Linked DNA regions of Homo sapiens: region 2 is linked to region 1. Evidence: chromatin loops called from intact Hi-C (ENCODE). Cell type or tissue: A673. All regions are shown on one strand.

Region 1 (8,000 bases):
AAAAAAGAGAGAGAAAGTGCTAACTCATTTTAAATCTCATATTTTAAAAGACATACTAATAGTCACAATGTACTAACAAGAATTTGAGTAAGAAAAGTAGGAAAAGGATAGGTAAAAGGATGTTGACATTAGATACTTCAAAGAGAAAGAAGAAAGATTTTGTGATATTGAAGACCTTTAGTTTCTTTCCTTATTAATAAAACAGAGTTCATAGCCAGACCATAGACAAAGACAGATTGGTGATAAGAAGTTAAGCAATGGCAGTATTTCACATATGTGAACAGAAATTTATTAAATCATGACATTTATCTGCTCAGTACTTTGATAACATAGATCTATTCTATTTTTAATCCTGAATAATTTAAAAAATTACTCTACATTAAATATTTAACCTATTCAAAATTATCCTGTCCTAAATATATCAATTAAATGCATACATTATATGCAAGATCACTTTTACTAAACCAAATTAAATATTGAACTAAATTTAATAATTAAACTGGATTTCATATTAGATCAATTTAACACACAGTATAAAAAGTTCAGTTTGTGCAAGAATGAAAGGGTAACAGGAATAAATATTGGATAGGTTAAAAAAGAAATGACTGTGAATTTAGTTAATAAAATATTCAACATTTAAAATTATAAGGTAATATTTATGCGACATATGCATGTATATTTGTGAATGTATGCACATGTGTATGTGTATCACTGTGCTGATGCATGTAAAGATTTTAGACATTATTACCTAAGTAGACCCTTATTCTGGAAATATCTAGATAATCATGACTTCCCAGAATTCCCAGGCACCACCATAGCGTATGTTTTCCCTCATAAAATGCAGTCAGGTAAAAATAAAAACATAAATTACCTCTTACAATCCCTAATAAGAACTACCATACTCATAATAAAAGATGAGTTGATACAGTGTCTGAGTAGTTGACTAGCTTCATTTACTCTCCAATTTTCTTCATTCATTGAAGAAAAATATTTATTGAGCATTTAGTTGTGCTGGGAACTGCTCTAGGTACTCAGGAAATAGAAATGAATCAAACACAAAATGTCCTTACTCTTATGGAGTTTCATTTTAAGGCAGCAGGAGGACAAACACACACATAATGTGCCATTTGATAACGAGATATAAAGAAAAATAAAACAGAATAAGGAGGATAGAGATTGACAGGGAAAAAAACAACATTTTATTTAGACTGACAAGGGAAGGTCTTTCTAGGAAGGTGGTATTTGGGTATAATGAAATGAGGAAGAAAGTCTTTCTGACCTGGAAGAAGAGTCACTAATCCTCAGAGCTGAAGATAGCTGCCATAGTTCGAATGTGTCCCCCAAAACTTCCTGTGTTGGAAACTTTATCCCCAATCCAACAATGTTGGGAAGTAGGGCCTAATAAGAGAGGTGATCAGGTCATGAGGGCGGAGCCTCAAGAATCGATTAATGTCATTATAATGGGAACAGGTTAGTTATCTCAAGAGCAGCTTGTAATGAAGGGAGTCCAGCCCCTTCTGCATCCCACTCTTGCCCTTCTGCATCCCACCCTTCCGCTATGAGATGACTTTGGCCAGATGCTGGGACAGTATTCTTAAACTTCCAAGTCTCTAGAATCGCAAACCAAATACAATTCTGTTCTTTATAATCTACCCAGTCTGTAATATTCTTTTATAGTAGCAGAAAATGAACTAAGACAGTAAATAAGTGACTTCTACTACACAGCAGTCTCATATATTTTACCATAAACTTTCAGCATTGCTTGCAAACTGTCCCAAAGGAAAATGTTAAACCTGAACATTCAGTAAGTTTTGAAGATCAAAGACATTCTAGAAAGGTCTCCAAATCCTAAACCCTCATGCAATATCAAATTAGAAATAAGTGTTTACACACATACACCAATGAAATTCAAAGTACAATTGTTTATACATAAAGTTTAAATCAAGGCTAGCCTCCAGTAACTGATATACAGGATTAATGCTATCTTCTGTTTAACTTAAAGTAAACTAGAACCTACAGTATATATTCTTTCTAAAATGCAAGAGTCCAATTTTCTGTCTTTGTAAGGAGGAAACATCAAACGAGATAGAAACTTCTTTGATGATTGAAAAGCTTACACGGCCTTCCAGTCCTCCCTCTGAACATTCATTCTCACTCTGCTCGCAGTATTTGAAGAAATAAAAGGGTAGAGAATAACACTGAATTTATACCAAAAGCAAGATATTAGCTGGAAATATGTTTGGGGCTAAAGCTCTAAAATAAAGCTGTTTTTTCCTAAAATCAATTTCTCTAAGTTTGCTGAATTTTATTATTAGGATCTATGATTACTTAGATTCTAATTAGTCAATTTTATTATACAACAATTAATTATAACTTCCATTTCTGAAAACTTTAGCAATTATAAAAGGAATCAAACCAACACAATTTGGCTTCAAATAGAGAAAAAATTGGGGTGGCTCAGTATTTTACACATATTCTATTTTCCACTTTATTGTCACAGCTCTTGAAAACACATACTGTATCTCTATCTCATGGATAAGTATAACAGTCAAAGTTAAAACTCTCTCAGTCAAGACCTATCATCTGTGAAACTTGCTTCCCCAGGAGATTCTTCCTTCCCATTGCTGTGACATTTTATCTAGCAAAGCATCTCTGTAACATCTATTTGGTAGCTTTGTTTGTTTGTTCCTAACTAAAATAGTGAGAAACCAAATTTATTCCAGTCAAATAAAAACCACTTGCCTTGTCAGCTTACTGCTATTGCTGTATGTCCTTGGTCTGAGAAGAAAGCATTGCTCTTTACTGGATCCCCCATACTATTAAAAGAGTGTGTGGTTTGCTATAGGTACTCCAAAAATTGAATTCAAATGAACTGCACTAAATTACCTGGAAGCCCATACTATCTTTACCCCTTCAATCCCCATTGCTTGCACCTGACATGATTTTTGCCAAACTTCATTAAATAACATTTGTCTTATTTTATATATCCTAGTATTCACTTTTTAATCTCAATAGAATAAATCTAATGAAAGTGGTAAAACATGTCCTAAAGGTAAATATGTCTTAACTATCGCTGCAAAAACTGTCTTCTCTTTTTCTTAATATCGCAATAAATGAAATACATAACTGTCTATAATCTACACATGCTTTCCACTATGCCTTCTTGATTACATTTTGTTTATAACAAAATAAAATAATTTAAATTACATTTGAGTGATTCTCCAGGATAATAATTCCTGATACTAACTTATTGCCAAATTCAAAAACAAAAAGGGGTTTTAACCAGAACTAAATTTCAGTGTTCCTGTTTGCTGTTGTATACATGTTTTTAAAATATAGCAGCCATGCATTATTCTCTTCCACTTTTGTAATATGCAAGATGATGTTATGCACGCTGCAGGTACACTGTAAAAAAGATTTATTTATGCAGCTTTGAAGTGGAAATAAATAGCTCTTCTTTGGAGGTTTAAAAAGAAATTTTAATTTGTTTATTTGATGATATTTTCCCAATTGTATAGTATTATTTAGCAGTGACCAATATTATTTTTAATGCAAAATCTTTATTGTAGTAGAAAATGAGATATTTGAACTTGCTCTGCTCTGATCAGTATAAGTCATTGATTGGAATGTGAAACAAGTTAGGATACACATTTAGGCTATATTTAGGCTACAGCTGTCCTTTTTTTTATTTTTTTTAATTTTTACTCCTCAATTTAAAGGGAAAGTTGGATCATAGCCATATTTTTTCTTGAAAATGGGAAAATGGCTTTTGAAACACTGAATGGGTAGAGACAGAATAACAATTCAATAATTAGGCATTCTTACAATCATTTGCTAAGCTGAACTTTTAAAATCAGACTTATAATTTAATTTTCTACCTATATACACACACTGTTGTTTATGTGAGGTTTCAACATCTCTTTCTTTCTCCTTCCCTCCCTCCCTCCCTCCCTCCCTCCCTCCCTCCCTCCCTCCCTTCCTTCCTTCCTTCCTTCCTTCCTTCTTTCCTTCCTTGCTTCCTTCCCTCTTTTGAAACAAGGCCTTACTCTGTCACTCAGGCTGGAATGCAATGGTGTGATCTTGGCTCACCGCAACCTCTGTCTCCAGGGCTCAAGTGATACTCCCACCTCAGCCTCCCCAGTAGTTGGAACTACAGGCACGTGCCACCAAACTCGGCTAATTTTTGTATTTTTTTGTAGAAACGGGGTTTCATCATTTGCCCAGGCTGCTCTAGAACTCTTGGGCCCAAGCAATTCAACTGCCTCAGTCTCCAAAGTGCTGGGATTACAGATATGAGCCAATGTCTCTTTCATTACCCTAGATATGGGAAAGTCCCAAGACAATGTCCTGTGAAGACTTCATTGTGTTACCAAATCTCAACAAGTATTGTATGCGCAACAAAGTCATAGTTATTCCATTGCTACAAAAGTAGTGGAAAAGAAGAATATCAGATATTTCAAATATCACCGCAGAATTCTTTTTTCTTTGGTGTGATATTGGATCATGGCTGTCAATTCTTCATGACTTTCCATAAATATATTTATACATTCATACCTTTAGCCATATGACTTTATAGTTCTCCCACTAAAGGCATGGTATATTTCTCTGTTTCACTAATGTTGGGATTGTGACATACTTGGTCAATGGAATGTGGGAGAAGTGAGAAGGTGCTAGTTCCAGGCAAAAGCCACAGAAGATATCAAATATTTCTACTTATCTTTATTCACTCCAGTGATTCACTGTGTTGAGAACAAGTCTCAGGTAGCTGCTGGTCCATGAAGAATAAAAAAGTACATGGAGCATACTGAGCCAACTTCAGCATGGACATAAGTTGAGCAGTGTCCTAAAGCAGGGCTGTAGCTGTTGACCTTCAGGCCAAAGGCTAAGAAAAAAGAATGCCTATTATTATAAATCACTGGTTTATTTCAGTTGTTATACAGCATTGGTGCAGCAATAGCTGACTATACAGATATTTTGTCCACAATAAGAGAGAAAAGAAACAAAGAAAAATAAATGCTTCTCAGAAACAATAGCCAATTTAATAATACAATAATATAAGGATAGCCTGTTATTTTAATAATGAAAATTATGGCATTTTTTAGATGCTAAGACCTCTATGAATAGACCTAAATACAAGGAACAAAGATAGTTTGACTATAATCTCCATTTGAATACAAAACAAAGGATTGGGTTATAGACACATTTACAAACAAACACATGAGGCTAATTGGGGTTCATTCTCCAGCATCAGTAATTATATAATCTATAAGTCCCTTGGAAAATATAAATTAAGATAGGCATATTTGGCTGAAGGAATCTTTGAAAATTTTGCTTACCTCATAGCATACTTTTAATGCCCGGGAATCAAGTAATGCCTCATCTCAACCTAACTCAAACATTTTACTTTCTCCAAACTTGTATAACCTTCAAAATTATTGTAACTTTTTACATCTCCTCCCATTATTTGATTTTTTTCACCACAAAAAGTCTTGTTATGACTAAGAGAAGTGTCTACTTAGAGGGAAGATTATTAGGAGAACACAAACATTTACCTCTTCTTTGAGGACTACCTTTACTATGACTTCCAGAGAAGAGAGAGAGAAAGAGGAAAAAAGAAAGATTTTTTAGATAATTTTTCTATTTCTTCCTGAAAACCAACTGCAATCATATATGTATATATGTCCCTGGATTCTATGAAACAACACTACCCTTAAAATAAATATTCCTCTTTGCTTACGAAATACTGTATGTATTTTGAATCGTATTCCTGCTACTTGAAACTAATTGATATAGAAATTACTTCCAGGAGTGGAAACTGCAATTGACAGACCTTAAAATATAAAACTGGCTGAAGTCAAAACATACAGGACTGATTCTAATCCTTCTCATGAGAGATAATTTATTTAAAATATCTTCTTCAGTTCCTTAACAATTAAACTATATGCTCTACAAGACTTAGTGAAAAAAAGGTCAGAAAGGTAGAGTATATTTATATTTTCTATATAAACTGTAATCAAAGCCAGCCCTCAAAATAACTAAAATGTAATAACAAAGGAATTATCTATGTTTCCTAAGCTCTTCTGCCATAGTCAGAGATCTAAGCACTGATGACATTTACATGATAAAAAGTCTCACTGAAACCGAGCAATCTCAAACTCTATAGCACTCTAAAGCCAGTGAACAAACTGGAGACTTTATAGGCTTAGGAATGGAAATGAAAATGCCTAGGAAAACCAAAATACCAAGAAAACTTCAAATTGCCTAAAACGACAAAGCTACACAAATAAGAGATGTCACCCTTAGATTAGGAAAAATGTCTCCCACTATGACTACACAAGCCTGTGGTTTCCTGTGTTCTGAAGGACAAACCATTAATCAAAGAACAGATTTGTTGTTACACAGAATTCATTGTCCTGTTTCTAAGAATTAGAAGTCATTCAGATGTCCAGTCTTGACTGTGGGCTTGAGAACAATGATTCCACTTGCTAATGAAGATCTCAAAAAAAGAAACTGGTGGGCACCCAATTATAGCTTGGATGTAAATCTCATACTCACTAAATAAAGAGTGGTGAGTGATTAAAAATTCAAGCAACGTTCAGGCACTAGTGTTTCTACTAACAGTAAATGAATCATAAGGACAGCACGATAAATTCTAACTGAAAACCTTCTTAGTACCAACCTTCAAAAACAATGGAATTTTTATTTTATTTTATTTTTCCTAGAAGACAAAATTGGAGCAACCAGTCTGACTGACCCAGCTGCCACTAAATTTAGAGGATAGGTAAAACTCTCATGATGGGCTCTGCAGCACTTTTATATATTTAGGAATGTATGTATAAAATTAGTGTAACTATCACCCAAATAATGTACATTGTACCTATTAAGTCATTTATCATCCCTCACCCCCTCCCACCCTTCCACCCATCTGAGTCTCCAATGTCTATTATTCCACATTCTATGTCCATGTGTACATATTATTTAGTTCCCACTTAGAAGTGAGAACATATGCGTTTTGACATTCTGAGTTGTTTCACTTAAGATAATGGCCTCCAGTTGCATCCATGTTGCTGCAACATATATTATTTTATTCTTTTTTATGGCTGAATAGTATTTTATATATATATATATATATATATATATATATATATATGAACATTTTATTTATCTAATCAGCCACTGATGGGCATTTAGGTTGATTCTATATCTTTGCTATTGTGAATAGTGCTGTGATGTACAAGTGCAGGTATCTATTTGATATAATGACTTCTTTTCTTTTGGGTAGATACCCAATAGTGGGATTGCTGGACCAAATGGCAGTTCTATCATTAGTTCTTGGAGAAATATCCATACTGTTTTCCATAGAGGTTATATTAATTTGCATTTCCACCACAGCTCTCTTTACTGGTCTTCCTCATTTTGCTGTGTTTTATTTATAATTTTTAAATTATATCAAAGTACCTCACTTGGACTTTTACATTTTTATACATATTTGCCACATCTGCTAACTAATTCAAATTTTACTTACTCTTTTGGTTATGTAATAGAAATGGAGGATTATAATCAATTGTTAACCTTTAAGTATTTAAAGTCAAGGGAAACTTCTCTATGGGAGGACCTCAATTTTCCACTTGGGCCAAAATGCAAGTCAGTGATGGAGGAAATTTCTGATTAAAAAATATTTAAGATTCAAAAGAAATCAGGCTAAGGAAGGAAGATATTAAAAGTGAAATGTAATGCTGATTTCAAACACCACTGTTATACCCCTTACATAAGAAAGGACCAGATGGTTGTAGACATGGCACATGTATACATATGTAACAAACCTGTGTGTTGTGCACATGTACCCTAGAACTTAAAGTATAATAATAAAAAAAATTTAAAGAAAAGAAAGGACTTGGCTGAGAATACATGCACCTGAGATCTGGATTCAGCTATTACTCTACTTAGGTCCTAAAGGTTAAACAAGATATTTATCTATTTATTGTCTCAATATCTTCACC
Region 2 (8,000 bases), 410 kb after region 1:
GCTTCCCCAGTAGCTGGGACTATAGGCGCCCACCACCACACCCAGCTAATTTTTTTGTATTTTTAGTAGAGACGGGGTTTCACTGTGTTAGCCAGGATGATCTCGATCTCCTGACCTCGTGATCCGCCCGCCTCGGCCTCCCAAAGTGCTGGGATTACAGGCGTGAGCCACCGCGCCTGGCCCACAGTGCCCTTCTTACTCTCTCTTTAAATAGTCTAGTAGATTACAAGGCTTCAAGGTCAAGAGCAGAGAGTCTGGTAAATTTTGACTTAGGGATTTTGGCTGGACCAAGATGATATTTAGTTGTGCCCTCTTTGCACTAATTTTTTATTCACCTACCTCTATGCTCACACACAACTTAAAAATAAGATAGGGCAGAAAATGAGGACTTATACTTTCAAATTGTAGTATCTTGATGTCATATCTTCACCACCTCAGATGCATATTAAGGATAAAACCTAGAATAAAAACTGAATCACCAAAGAATTCCATTCCTTTGCTTATTCTGACCTTTCGCTTGAATACGTCAACATGTAGCTTTTGCATCTAGTTGTACAACTCTTGCATAGTGTCTCAGATTCTGCATTTCTCCAGTATCCATATTACTAAAGTGAGAAATTTTGTAACAGAATAAAATTGGTGCTACTTTTTTCTCCTCTATGGAAGGTATCTAAAATGAGACAGGTAATTTTTGTTTTTAAGAAAAGTAACCAACACATAACTTCTTACCGGATGCTTAAAATTACCCTAACTAGACCCTGAATATGACATCTTGAAATAAATATTCCAATAAGTAAATATCATACATGGAAAAACTATGAAAAATCAGCAGACAAAAAAATAATTTGTCTCATAAAACTTAGTATTGAAGTCTGGATATACTTTTGAGGTTTAAAAGACTTCAGAGTTGAAGCATGGCGTAAAATACAAGAAAAACATAAATAAACCTTTTAAGTATAATATGTTTTTTCCCAAACATGACAGTTACAGTAAGTAAATAAAATAATCATAAAATATCAAAGCACTAAATATATTTCCAACATGCACAAATAATCTACATGAGGGTAGGGTCGCTGAGACCCCACGATCCTGCTGTGAAATCCTGGCGAACTATGACTGTAGTCAACCCCCCACAATTCCAAACATGACAACACAAATGCTGAAGACTGTGTGAATTGTTTCATCACTAGACCTCGGAATTTAAAGTCCTTGAGGAAATTCAAAAGTCAGCCTAGAATTCTGTTCTTCCTAATTCAGGAATGGGTGGCTTTTGGGTTTTCTCTGTTTTTATTCATGATAAATTTCCAAAGGCACCCATGGCACTGTGTTCATGCTGCCTCATGTAACCAAGAGAACTGTGATGTCTGTAAAAGATCCCTGGAGTGTTCTCTCCAGAAGAGTTTGTCCAAGTTCACAAATTCTCTCTTGTACTTCTGTAAATATCAGGACGAGGTAAACATGAAGAAAGAAAAAAAGTCACCAGCATAGTGAAAGCATGATAATGAGGAAAAATAGACTGGAATTAAGAAGAGAGAAGTTTTAGCTTAAATATCAAGGGAGGAAAAAAAAAGGATATATTGATAATAAACCCACCGGATTAGTGCACTGAATGATTTTTAAAATAAATAATGATCTTAAAACCATTTAAAACTGCATGTTCCTGGAAAAAAAAATGCAGAAGACCTTTAAAAGTTCAAGGTTACAAAAGCTCCTGCAGGAGAATGCAGTTCTTGATTATTTACATATTTTTATTATTTAGCATTTTCTGAGATATTCTCTGAAACTAAAAATAGCTCATATTTACATAGTTTTATTTGCCAGACACTGTTCTAAGCACTTTAGACACTTTCACTCATTTTATCCCCACAACAACTCTGTGAAGTTATTACTGTTATCTCCATTTTACAGATGAGGAAACTGAGGCACCAAGAAACAAAGTAACTTGCCCAAAGCCACACTGTGATTGAGCAGTGAACCCCAGGACTCCAGAATGAATACTCTATCTGCTCACTCTGTAGAGAGATTTGTAGAGCGTGCATTTGGTTTAAAATACCAAGTTTATATACCTAATTCTTCCTTCAGCAATTGTAGTTATATATAACCAAATGAGGCAAAGTTGTGCAATAGGTGAAATTTGTCCACTTTGTACCTGTCTGGGGCCTTCTTCTGAGCCCCGTGCCTCCTGACAGTGCGCCTACCACAGCCTTTGGTAACCAGGATTCTCATGTTTTTTTCTACCTTCCATATTAAAAAAAAAAAAAATGCTGTCAGTTGTTAAAATGATTTAACAAATATTCCAATGAAGGACAAGTGGCCAGAGCTTCTTAATATAATCCGTGCACAAAAAGTATTTATTGAATGACTATGGACTGGAAGAGTACTGTATCTTACTGACTTCATGGCACCAAAAGTTCTAAGACTCAACAGCAGATGGGTTTAAAACCTTTACATTGATTCTTGCATAACTAAAGCAATAACTTAAGAGTCGTGTGGCAAGCTGCTCTCACTTGCTGATGCTCAAGTTAGTTGTAATTAAATGAGAGAGGGTGGGGGAGAGGGAGAGACATGGGAAGAGGGCATGGGTGGTTGTGCAGAAGATTAAAACACAGATTAATGTACCCTATGAATGGGGTGGGGGTGGAAGTGGAAGCAATTTCCAGAACGGGGAGTGGGAAGAGTAAGAAAAGTCAATTGTACATGTGGCATTTCAACACCGCAGCATTCCACCAAAACCGAGAGCCAGCTCAGCAGGGAACATCTGCCAGTTGCTTCCAAATGAAGGGGAATCATTCTTCCAATGAGAAAATAGTGATGAAGGATCGTCTTGGACTGGGAATAAAACTGAATTTTTACAGAGCCAACATCAGGCTTATTTTTTAAAATATTCCCACAACATTTAGATGTGCAGCGAGAAAAAGAGAAGAAGGAATCCACTTCCCCGGAATTGAAAGCATATCGGAAAAAGAGTTTAGTTAAGCATGTGCCTAATTTAAAGTACAGAAGTTTTATCAGGCTGAACCATATAAAGCTGTCATTTTTGTAAATCAAAAATGGTCAGATAGAGGCGATTTTACATGGTTCAACCTAAAAGAATTGAAGCAGTATTAATCAATATGTAGCTGTAAATCACAGTAATACCTAATCATTGTAAGCTGTGTTTTGTTCATAAAATAATTTTGCCATTGTCACACAGCTGGTAAATGGAAAGCTTTCTAGCTGGTGAGGTCTCCTATCATTAGCCCACATGTAGCTTCCATAGCACATTTATTCATTCAGCAAATATAGTTGAACGTTTACCATGTGTCATATACTGTGCTGAAGATCATTTTTTTAATGTGGACGAATTGCCTACTATTTCTTGCATAGCCTTTGGCCTCTAAGCTATTCACTGGGAAGCCTAGTGTGTTTTCAGTGTGAGTCAGATCAAAACTGTAAGGGGAGGGACAGGGTTGGTAAGAAGAAATGATAAAGAGGAGTTGCAAGCCTCACAATGACTTTATCTGTTTTTTCATATAAACACATCTCTAGAGGAAGGCATTTTAGACACCAAGGCCAGCCAGGAAAGGGAGCCAGCCTGGCCTGGAGCAGCTAACTACAAAGAAGCCTACGCAGCCCTGCCTCCCAGTCACAGCCCACTGTGCCCACATGAGGCCCACCCACAGGCAGGCAGAGCAGGTATGCAAGCAGCATCAGCATCGCCTGGGCATTCTTTAGAAATGTCTATTCTCAAGTCCCACCACAGCCCCACAGAATCATAAGCCCTGGGGGTGGAGCCCAGCAATCTGAGTTTTAACAAGTCCTCCTAGTGATTGGATGCACACATTAGTCTGAAGAACACTGCTTTAGGGAAGAGGAAGGCCGTGCAGGGATTAAGAAGGTTGAGGGCATGCGGGAACCCAAATGGTAACAAAAGAATCAAGGCAGCCCGGAAATACAAATCCTGTTGAATTTCACATTTTCATATGAAAATATCAAGTTGTTTTTTACTAGGCATTGAATCACATGAAAACTTAAACCACAGATAATACCAATTACTAACACACTGAGGAATTACAATGTTCCAGATTATTGGTTAAGTTCTCCACACAGATTTCATTTACTCCATCAAGAAACCTTATAATGCAACTATTTAACAAATAAAAAAATAGATAAGAAGTGAAATAACGGGTGGGTTAAATAACTTTCCATTTTCCATGCATTTAGCAAGTCGTGGGACCTAATTCAAAGTGAGGCAGTCTGATTTCGCTCAGCTATCTGCTACATTTCACAGGACATTCTAACACATCGTATCTCTTATTCCCAGCATGAAAACATGCCCATTCTCCATTCATTCTTCATTCAAAGTACTGTAGCTCCCACAACAAGGTGAGAGAAAAAAACGATGTATACTCTTTGCTGAGTTCCCACCCAAACCAAATACATTTTAGTGTTGGGAAAAGCATCCATCAGAGAACAAAGGATGTAGCTCCACCTAGTGGATAAATGTCCCCATTTATTTCAAATCGCCTTCTGTTTGTGCAAGAGCACAGTAATGAAAACAGAACCTAGTCCTGACAAATCACTACAAAGCTAGCAACCCCAGCTACAAGCAGAGACTTTGTTAGAAGTGAGCTCAGCTGTATTCCTCTTGGTCAAGACCCTATTTTGTGAGCTGTATGTGCAACAGCCCATTTTAGAGTATCACAAGAAGGACACACCCAGCTAGGAACTCTGTTATCCCCTCAATCTCTCTATGCACTGCTTTCTACCTCTGTAAATGCAGACAATACAATCTGACTTCTCTGAGTCCTGCTGGTAGGAATAGCAAAGAAGATTATGCTTGCAAATAAGAAATGTTAATTCTGCTTAACTACAACAAATCCCAGTTAGGCTTCATGGGATAAGATATACCTTTCATTCTCTACACACCCTTCTGAGAAAAGAAGTACAAGAGGGCAGGTGGGAAAAATGGAGCTCAAGAAAGTAAAGCAATTTGCCTTTGTTTATTTAGTGACAGGTAAACAGCTGACAGGTTTTTCTTTTACTGGCTTTATCTGACTCTGGATCCAGATCCATGATGAAATGAAGCCATTGCCCCAGGACTATGCTCCAGGGGTCATTCAGAATGGTCTAAGGAAAATTTCAACTTCCTGTGATTCTGCAATGGCCCTAAACAGATATAACTGAAATCTGCTTTAACTAGCCACAGCAGCAACATTGCCCAACATGTAGGAAATATTTGCTATATGTCAATGGGCTTCTATGTTCATTGAAGCTCAGGAGGCGTTGCATTGAATGAAATAAAGTCTGTTCACTGAAGTCCAGACCCTCATATGCTATTTAAATGAAGGCTCTCCAAAAGAAACATCTGGTCCACTCTATTCCCTAAATTATTTGGCCAAGGATCCTTTCTTTCTTTTTTTGGTAGAGCACCCAGTAAGACTGGTGTTCAGCGGGATATGCGATGGGAAACCCTGGCCTAGGGTGGATGGTGTGCTTATCACCAACCCTGCCCTCCCAGTGCACACCTTAAAATGATGTGCCAAAACAGGCCATTTCACATCAACATGGTAACTCTGGTAACCAGCATTTAAGATATTCAGGTCTTTCAAAATAAAATATTTTTGAGAAAAGTGAAATATTAATTGTAATTTTCCAGTATAATTCCACGTAGTTGTTTCTCAGTGGCTAGCTCCATCCCTTTCAGGGCTTCATAGACAGGACAGAACAGTCTCTTAGTCTATCTCCTCCTCAACACATGCCTCTAAGTCTGAGTGTTCTGCCCTCCAACCTCTCCACAGTTCTGGTGGCTCCCTCCCATCTCCTGTGTCTGATTCTTCCTTCCAGCAATGAAGGATGCATTCTGCTGTGTGGCCAACATAGACTCTGGGAATTCAAGGAGACACAAGACACAGCCTCTGCTCCCAAGGAGCTTAGATTCTTATCTCTGGGATTGCTCATATCTGCTCAGATGCCTGGCTTTATTCCCTGACTCTAAGGACTGAGGATCGTTAGTGGGGTTCTCCTGCCCCCTGCAGCAGCACTCAGTGGCCCTGCGTTGGCTCTGCTCTGGATTTTCCCATGACTTCCCAGCACACCCACAGCTGCCACCTCTGCCCGGCTGTTTCACTGAGTAGGGCTGGGGCTGCTGCTGGAGCTGCACATGGTGATTTTTGCTGTATTTTCCACTGCACAGGCTGCTTGCTCCTAAAATGGTAAAGGCTGCTTCTACTACACAACTTTGCAAAAACAGGTGAAAGAGAGAGGAGATGGGAGAGAGAAAGAGGCCCCGGTCACTGCATGCTATCGGTTCTGGGAAGCCAGGAGACAAAGAGCTGTCACCCAGTCCTCCATGTTTCACAAGGGGACTCTGAACAGTGTCGAAGAGCAGCTGCAGTGCCAGCCTAACTGTAGCGCTTCCTGGGAGTACATATGAGTCAATATAAACAGGTTCCAACATTTTTCATCTTCCCTATGGTATCTAAAGGCAGTGCTCCTCACGGCCTTTCCATGCCCAGCTCAGGAGGCCACCAGCTCACTTGGAAGCCCTATACTGGGGACCACCTTTCATTAATAGAGTTTATGCTTATCCTTGCAGCTCTCCCTGCTCCCACTCAAACAGGATTTTCTTTTATCACTCTAATTTCAAAATTACACCCAGGAGAGAGGGAAGGAGATTCTACTCCTCATTTCCTCCCTTCTGAGCTGCATGGTCCCCTTTTCTCCAGGCTCAGAGGCCATTTAATACAATTGTAGGCTTGCCCAGGAACAGAACCACCATTTATCATCTCACTTCTAGGAGAAATGATGATGCCTGGAGCACAGATACAGGCACCAGGGAAAGCAAGCCTATTTGATAATCGAAGGGATAAATCCAAGGGTCACTCCACCTTCTGATATAAAAGCTTTAGAAATGAAAGTTTATGCATTGGGGACTTCTTTTATTTAGGCTTTGGCTGACTGATCCTCCAAACCCATCAAAAATAAAAGAGCAAAGTCAGTCTGAAAGTAATCTTTGTTCCATATAACTTAAGATGAGACAGGGGAGGAGAGGGAAACTACAGTCCCCAGGCAATAGGTAGCAGGGAGTCCCCTGCCAAAAGGTGCAGAAGTTGATCTCTGACATCTTGGACAACTAATGGCTCCCATCTTGCTCATTATAAGAGTTGGACCTTATCCTGTAAATCAGGATAGGAGGCAGTGGCAGCTTCGCATCCTGCTTTGAAAGGATGCTGACTCCTACCATAGATCATCTGGAAAACTCCAATCTAAATTCTAGGGGAAAAAGAGATGCTGAAACCTCAGCTTTTTTCCTCTATTATTATCCACATAATAAACACTATTATTATTTATATATTATTTCTAGAAATAATATTTATATACAAATATATAATATATGTAACATATATTTGTGTATATGTTATTTCTAGAAATAATATACAAATTTATATAAATACTATAAATTATATATTATTTTATAATATAAATATATATTATTTATATTTATAGTATTTATTATGTGTATGGAGATAAACACACTTCAATGAATATTAGCAGCCCATTGCACTTAGGAATAAACATCAAACTCTAAAGTTGACCTGAAGGCCCTACCTGAGCCCACATTTCCTCCTGGTCTCCCCAGCTCATGTCATATCAATCTCCATGCCTGCTGCTCTGGTCCTTTTTCAGACCCTCTCAGGTGCCATGCTACTTCCTGCCTCAAGGCCTTCATGCAGGTGTTCCCTCTGCCTGGAATTAATGCCCAGCTCAAATGTCACTTCCTCAAGGACTCCTGCCCTTACCCTAGACCTAGGTTGGACCCCATCACTCACTTCCATCATATATTTCCATAGCCTCTTTTGCCTCCTAGTACTTTTCATAATTGAAATTAAATAATTTATTGGATCATTGGTTGATTCATGCCTCTCTCCTCCCACTCAACTAGCAGAAAGAAGTGTGGAGGCAGCCAATTATTATTTGTAAAATGAAGGAAAGAAGAAACCATAGAGTTTAAAAACAAA

Evidence for each region. A loop is a pair of places that touch in the nucleus more often than their neighbours do. Peaks named below come from ENCODE experiments on the same cell type or tissue, not always from the same donor. Only the 100,000 strongest peaks of a DNase experiment are listed, where the experiment ranks them.
Region 2: it touches region 1 in a loop (2.4-fold over the local background); 2 of 110 quality-filtered maps call a loop at or near these places.

The regions. Positions count from the first base shown.
Region 1 is chr6:91,489,252-91,497,251 of GRCh38, reverse strand. No RefSeq gene overlaps it. Among named protein-coding and RNA genes, the nearest start is that of MIR4643, 28 kb to the left of the region's middle. In A673, no CTCF peak of the experiment used is centred here; a DNase peak (open chromatin) is centred at 4,101; H3K27ac peaks cover 981 bases.
Region 2 is chr6:91,078,134-91,086,133 of GRCh38, reverse strand. No RefSeq gene overlaps it. Among named protein-coding and RNA genes, the nearest start is that of MIR4643, 440 kb to the left of the region's middle. In A673, CTCF peaks have their summits at 4,455 (motif pointing left) and 5,990; DNase peaks (open chromatin) are centred at 2,673, 3,773 and 4,453; H3K27ac peaks cover 3,039 bases.